2 separate regions of the Homo sapiens genome follow, and region 2 is linked to region 1. Evidence: chromatin contacts called from ENCODE Hi-C or POLR2A ChIA-PET data. All regions are on one chromosome and are shown on one strand. Each heading gives the region's core, a stretch centred on a gene start or an enhancer-like site at or near the end of the contact. The rest is flanking DNA. Distances are from core to core; before and after follow the strand shown.

What was found. A loop is a pair of places that touch in the nucleus more often than their neighbours do. ChIA-PET counts read pairs that join two places held with the same protein, here RNA polymerase II (POLR2A). Pooled maps may share reads with other maps.
Region 2: a loop to region 1 is called in a map of OCI-LY7, with 7 times the contacts of the local background. The contact joins two enhancer-like sites. A Hi-C loop is called at or near these places in 7 of 168 maps with a recorded cell type or tissue (CD8-positive, alpha-beta T cell, K562, OCI-LY7 and 4 more) and 17 of 50 pooled maps. POLR2A ChIA-PET finds 5 or more read pairs at or near these places in 6 of 52 experiments (H1, HEK293, HepG2 and 3 more).

The regions. Positions count from the first base shown.
Region 1 is chr9:135,988,292-135,991,503 of GRCh38, reverse strand. No RefSeq gene overlaps it. Among named protein-coding and RNA genes, the nearest start is that of UBAC1, 29 kb to the right of the region's middle. RefSeq lists enhancers at 1-578, 1,256-1,934. Within about 2 kb of position 1,428, at least 10 of the 41 ENCODE cell types and tissues checked have a DNase peak (open chromatin) inside an H3K27ac peak, as active enhancers do.
Region 2 is chr9:136,121,563-136,124,774 of GRCh38, reverse strand. LOC107987142 (a long non-coding RNA gene) reads right to left here. Exons shown (of 2, transcript NR_165242.1): 2 at 410-2,989. Among named protein-coding and RNA genes, the nearest start is that of TMEM250, 4.3 kb to the right of the region's middle. Within about 2 kb of position 1,699, at least 3 of the 41 ENCODE cell types and tissues checked have a DNase peak (open chromatin) inside an H3K27ac peak, as active enhancers do.

The DNA of each region.
Region 1 (3,212 bases), core at 179-2,678:
GGCATCAGGCTGCCCCTGCTCCCCTGCCCATCACAGCCCAAGGGCTGGATGCCACTGGCTCTCAGAGCCTCCATTTCCTGGTTCCTAAAGGGGGAGGGCAGTGCTGGCCTGAAAACTTGGCTTCTGGTGACAGTGGCAGGAGCCACCTCTGCCTGCTTTTCTCAGGGAACGGTGGGCAGCCCATGGAATCACGGGAGAGACAGGAGAAGGAGGCCCAGAACGCCCAGAACAGAGGGACCTGCATGGCCAGACCCTGCCAGACTCACGGGCGCAGGCCACCAGGGAGGTTGGGCCCAAGCCCTGGGAGGTGCCAGTGGCCCTGCCTCTACCCCAGGTAGATCCCAGGGGTGAGGTCTGTGCCCTGCCATGGGGAGCCTGGGGAAGCTGCTGGGGCCTCTGCCTCCAGCTAGAGGCACACGGCAGAGAGGGCCCCACATATAGGGGCACCCTGAAAATGGCAGGATGAGGGAGGAGGGTAGGGGTCTGCACACGGCATCTCTGGGTTCTTGGGGATATCAAACAGGATGGGGCTGTGATGTGACTGTCTGACTTCAAGACAGGGGAGAGGAGAGGAGAGATGGGGAGAGAGGGGAAGGAAAGGGCGGGAAGTGAGGGGTTAAAGAGGGGTGTGGAGAGGGGAGGGAAAGGGCGGGAGGGGAGGGGAGAGGGGAGGGAAAGGGCGGGAGGGGAGGGGTTAAAGGGGGGCGTGGAGAGGGGAGGGAAAGGGCAGGAGGGGAGGGGTTAAAGGGGGGCGTGGAGAGGGGAGGGCTGGGGAGGGCAGGTCGGGGAGCTGCTGCACCTGCAGAGGCCAGAGGCCGCAAGGCTGGCTCTCTGCTCCCTGTGTGACCCTCTGAGGTGCCCGGGGGGCGCCGTCTGCTCCACGAAGCAGCTCCATGCATGCTTTGTGCATGTGCTTCCTGAATTAAAAAACAGTAACAGTGACAAATGGCAACGCCACCACAGCAAGCCTGCCCCGTCTCTGCCTGCAGATGCTCCCACAGCTCCTGGGGAAGGAATTTACCCAAAACGGACAGGGCGGGTTCTGCCCACCTCAGCCCTGCAGCGCACCTGGGATAACAGACAGAGAAGGGGCCTCCCATCACAGGGGTCCGAGGCCCCCTCCCCACTGAGCCCTCCCTCAAATTCTCCCCCGGTGCCCATCATGACTGCCCCAGAGACCGGAATCCAGGAGCCTGCAGGGTGTGGGGGTGCTGGCTTGGATCCAGGCCCCAGGCCAGGCCCACAGCGGGGGGCGGGGGGGCAGGCCCGGTGGGAGGCCCCCAGAAGGGCCCAACAGCCCCAGCAGCCCCTCTGCTGCCTCTCGCTCCTCCAAGACCCGCCCGCGGGCACTGCTCACTTCTGCGTAGTCTAACCGGGGAGGTTTCAGCCGGGAAGCTGTCGCCGGCAGTCTGCAAACATCCCCTTCCCGCCGCCGCCTGCCAAGTGCCACCAGCACCGACAGCTTGCTGCGCAGTCGGTCGCACAAGCTGCCTGGCCTGGCACCGGGCTGCTCGCCGGCCTCCCACAGGAGTCAGCCGGGAGTCTGTCCCCGGATGCGCTCAGCCTTGCAGCCTCCCCCAGGGCTCCAGGCCCTGTTGTGTCCCCATTCTGTCCAGGGCTGTGTCCTCCATGCCACCCCCCACAGCTGCCTCTGCAGTCCCTGAGTCCCCGTAGACCCGGAGGAAATCCGGAACCCCCGTGGCTAGAGATTAAAGAACTTTAGGAGATGGCAAATTTCGGAAGAGTTGAGGAGCCCTAGAAAGGAACATGAGTGTCACCGAGCCTTGGGGACCGGCCACCCTATCACCTTTCAAGGTCAGCCCTGCACTGGCGCCCAAGGTTTCCACCTTGAGCTTCTATACGGGAGCTGATGCTGCGTGTCTGGTCGTGGCTCTCCAGGGACCTGGGATCTTATCTGCCTTTGGGATTCCCTCCAAGGGTCCCTGCAGCTCCTCTGAGGTGCCCTCCTTGCCCAGCAGACACTGAGCATCGACACCTACTCTGGCTAGGAGAGTGGTCGTAGGCCTAGGCCTCAGCCAGGCAGAGAGTAAAGCCCCCCGCCACTGCTTTGGGAAGGGTTCGGCCACCCCCGCGTGGGCCCACTCTGCCAGAATTGGCCCCCAGTGGATGTGAGGAGCTGGTGCAGTCACACCCTCATCAGCCCTGGAGCACGCTGGCAGAGCAGCCTCTTGGGGGGGCCAGAGTCCTGGCCCCACCCACACCCCCATCAACCTGTGGAGGTAGACTGCAGCCCAGACCACGCCAGGCTCTGCAGAGCCATCTCCCTGGGCCTTCTGCTGTGGGGAGGGGGAGGTCAGGGCCACCCAGGAGTCCCCTAGCCTCAGGGCCCTGTGTCCCCCAAGTCCAGTGCCCAGCCGAGTCTCTGAGCTCCGGCCAGCCCTGAGGCTCCCAGGCTCCCGTGAGCCCCTGGGATAGCACTCCAGGCTCAGCCTTCAGGACTGGGTTGCACAATTTAAAATTAATAATCGCGCTGTCTCGTGGCCTCATAATTAAGTGTCTGTTCATCCCCATTATTGTCAGAGAGTGATTTGTTGTTCTCTGGGCACTGAAAATCAACCTGCTGAAGGGAGGGGCCTGCGAGCCTTCGGGACAGAGCTGCCCGGGGAACACGGTGCACCCACCTCCCCCAGGGGCCCAGAGGAAGGGGCCCAGCTCCACGCCTCAGGCTGGGGACCCTCGGCCTCCGCTTACTTACCAAACACTCTGGGGGCTTGGAGGTGGCTCTGGGACTCTCCCATTGCCTTGGGGGCTGCCAGGCAGAGTGCGAGGAGGGGCAGCTGCTTGGTCCGATCCCGGGGCTTGTTTTCCAGCAAGCCTGGCCCGGCTGCCTCAGGCTGAGACTGTGAGCAGATGCGGAATGCTCCCGGGTGCTGTGTTCACTCTTGTACCCCAACGCGCCTGTGCACACAGACACACACACGTGCACATATGCACACACGGGAACATATTAAGACTAAAGGCGTCTCCAGGCGTCTCCTCTTAGGAGTCCCACTTGCGGCTCAGCTTCTCTATCAGGAGGGGATGATGATCCCATGCCTTCCCCTACTTCTTACGCATGAGGTTCTGCTGAACGATGGTAGAGCCAGCAGCCTGCCAGTCTGTCTCCAGGAGCCCCCAGCCCAAGCGGGCCCCATCAGGCGGGGCACTATGAGGGTGGGGCCACCTCGCTGGTCCCTGCATCACCTCTTGAC
Region 2 (3,212 bases), core at 450-2,949, 130 kb before region 1:
CCCACTCTCTCCCTAACCTGAGTGTCTGCCTCCGTCAGGGAAGGGGATTCTCCCGCAGGGGCTCCGAGGGGCCCACTGCTCCCCATCCTTCCGAAGAGGACACCATGGGGAGCTTGTGTCCAGACCAACAGGGTACAGAAAGCCCTGGTCCAAGTGCTGCCCTCCAGCCCCCACCTGATGGCCCAAGTGACCTCGAGCAAGTTGCTGCACCTCCTGACCCCTGTAAACAGGGACAGCCACAACACACTTTCCCAGGTCGCTGTGACCAAGGCCCCTGCCATGCTCAGTGGAGTGCCTGGTACACAGTTCCCCATCACTCCCCATCAGAGAACATCCAGAATGGGATGCCTTCAAACAATAAGTACCCCTGGGATTGCCTTGCCCTGCGGCCGTAACAAAGGACCACAGATTCCGTGGCCTTAACAGCATGCATTTATTTACCATCTCACAGTCATGGAGACTGGAAGTCCAAGATCAAGGTGTGGGCAGGGTTGGGTCCTCCTGAGGCCTCTCTTCTGGGCTTGCAGATGCCGTCTTCTCCCTGTGTCCTCACGGTGTCATCCCTCTGTGCATGTCTGTGTCCTAATCTCCCCTTTGTCTACGGACACCAGTCAGATTTGGGCCCACCCTAATAACTTCGTTTTACCTCCATGGCCCTTCCTCCCTCCCTCCCTCCCTTCCTTCCGGTGGGTGCTCCGGTCTCCTGGAGGCTTGTCCACGCTGGGGCCAGCTTCTCCCAGCAGGTGCTAAGAGCTAAAAGGCAGCATGCAGGAGGCAGAGGGGAAGCCATGGGGCTTCTTCTGCCTCAGCCCAGAAACTGTGCAGAGTCCCTCAGGCCTCTATCTGGTTGCAGGACAGTCACAGAAGCCAGCACAGTTTCGCAGAAAAGGATTGGCTTGGTCTCCTGCTGGGTAAGTGGGGAGGTGGCTGCAGAAGGGTCTGGGTAGAGATGTCCATGCAGCTGAGAGGATGCTGGGCTCCTGTGTACTGCGTCTCCTTCCCTGGCCTCCTGTGTACTGCGTCTCCTTCCCTGGCCTCCTGGGTGGCTCAGCTCTGTGGGGCCACAGGCCCCACCCCACCCCAGAGACATGGAGAGGGGGTTTGTCATTGAACTTGAAGTCGCACTGGCTCTGTCCAACGACCAGTTAAAATGACTCTGGAGGTTTCCATTCTCTCCCATCCCTTCCCCTTCCCTGGCCCGAACCCTGCAAGGTGGCTGGTGTCAGAGATAGGACTCTCTAGGCCTCTACTGTCCTGGCAGCAAGAGCCACTCCCTGCCAGGACCCTGAAGTCAACCAGCTGGATAAAGTCCCCACAGTGACCCCATCCTTGGCCCCCAGCCCCAGCAAGTGGAGGGACAGAAGGACGGTACTGGAGGGGTTGGGGTGGGCTTCAACATGTCCCACAACCAGGGGTTGCATTCTTTCCACCCACTCAACCCACCTGCTCAGCACGCGCCCTGGGCCGGCCTCGGTGGGGAAAGTGCTCCTTCCAAGCAGGGGTTGGCTCGCTGTCCCTGCAAAGGTAGGACAACCCCAGGTGTTCCCAGCCGCACGGCCAGGGGTCCCGTCCAGCTTGGGGGCTCTGCGTCGGCAGCGAGCACCACATTCGGCCCCAACTTAAAGTCTCCCACAGACCTGGAGCCGCTGGGTCCCTCCTGCGCTTGGCGGCACCACAGGCACCAGCCCAGCAGATGGCGCCAAGCCACTGTCCACAGCGCAGCAGGAGGCCTGACGGGGACAGGGACGGGGACAGGGAGGCTATGGGGACCCCGGCTGGACCTCACACGTCAGGACAAACCCGTGACAAATCCCCAGCACACGGTGGTTCTGGGGTGACCGAGCTGTGGCCAGGCCGGGGGCGCAGGAAGGCGCAGAACCCGGGAGTGGGCAGAGGACCAGAAGCAGCTGCGGCCGGGGAGGAAATCGGTGTCCTGGGAAGCTACTTGCGCTGTGCACGCATGGACTGGGTCACGAGGCCAAAACCCACGGTGGCCACGGCAAGAGAGCCCTGGGCCAGCGGAGACACAGGCCACCAACAGGCGGGGGTGGCTTTGTGTGAGGAGGAAGGGGAGGCAGGAGACAGGGGACAGGGGGTGTGACGGAAGGGGCAGCCCAAGATTGAAGGCGCCTCCCAGAGATGGGGCATTCGAGCTGGGTCCTGAAGGGCGAGTAGGAGCTCGGAAGATGGAGAAGGGACAGAGAGAGAGAAAAGGCAACTGTAAAGAGGTCCAGGCTCCTGCCCTGTACCCTGGTTTCACAGGGAGGTAGGGGAGGCTGGCGGTTCTGGAGGGTCAGCCAGGGAAGGGCGACCCCCACTGTCTTCTGTGAAGGGTGCCAAGGGGTGGCCTCAAGGACAGCGTCCAGCCACGAACACAACCAAGATCAGAACCCACACCCGGGGCACAGACGCTTCCACGTGTGTGGAGCTTACAGATTCTCCAAACCGAAATTCAAGGCAGACAGATGGGACTTGCCCTATAACCCAAGGCACATGAAGCGTTTCCCCGACCATGGCGCCTCTGCTGAAGTCAAGTAATAAACAACTCCGCACTTAAATACTCATTCTCCTGGAAAGGGCAACCAGGGCTCCCCCTTACTGTCCCCTCACCCCAAACCCCAAGTGATATCCCAGCCTTGGAAGCAATGGGCAGCAGCAGCAGGGTTAGCCCGGGAAGCCACCCTCACAGCTAGAGTGGTCATCCCCATCCATGGGCGAGCAGAGACTGGCGGGGCAGGTGGCTGACCAGAGAGTGTGGAACCATCAACACAGACAAGGCGACAAGGGGACAGCTGCACCCTTTGGGAATTCAGGACACAGAACCCTCCTGTAGGGAGAAGCACGTGACTGCGGGCCCAGCCTGAGGTAGTGGCGAGTGGGGGCCCCAGCTTTCCTGGAGATTCTAATACAGGAACATGTTTCAGGACACTCGGGCTGACATGCACTTCTTTTTATTTGTCCAAATCCGGCTTTTTTTTGTTTGTTCATGCTGAAAAAATAAAATCAGAAAGTACAGAAATGTTAAAAAAACAGTAAAATATATTCATCTCTTTAATCCCACCACACATAGATCACCTCTGCAAACATTTATCTGCTTCCAGGACTTCACCCAGAAACGGACACCTAGGAGTACGTCTGTGCTGATGAGGGGTCACACTAGACGTGACTTTGTGAACCACTTTTTTTTTCTTTTTTTTCTTTGTTTTGCGACA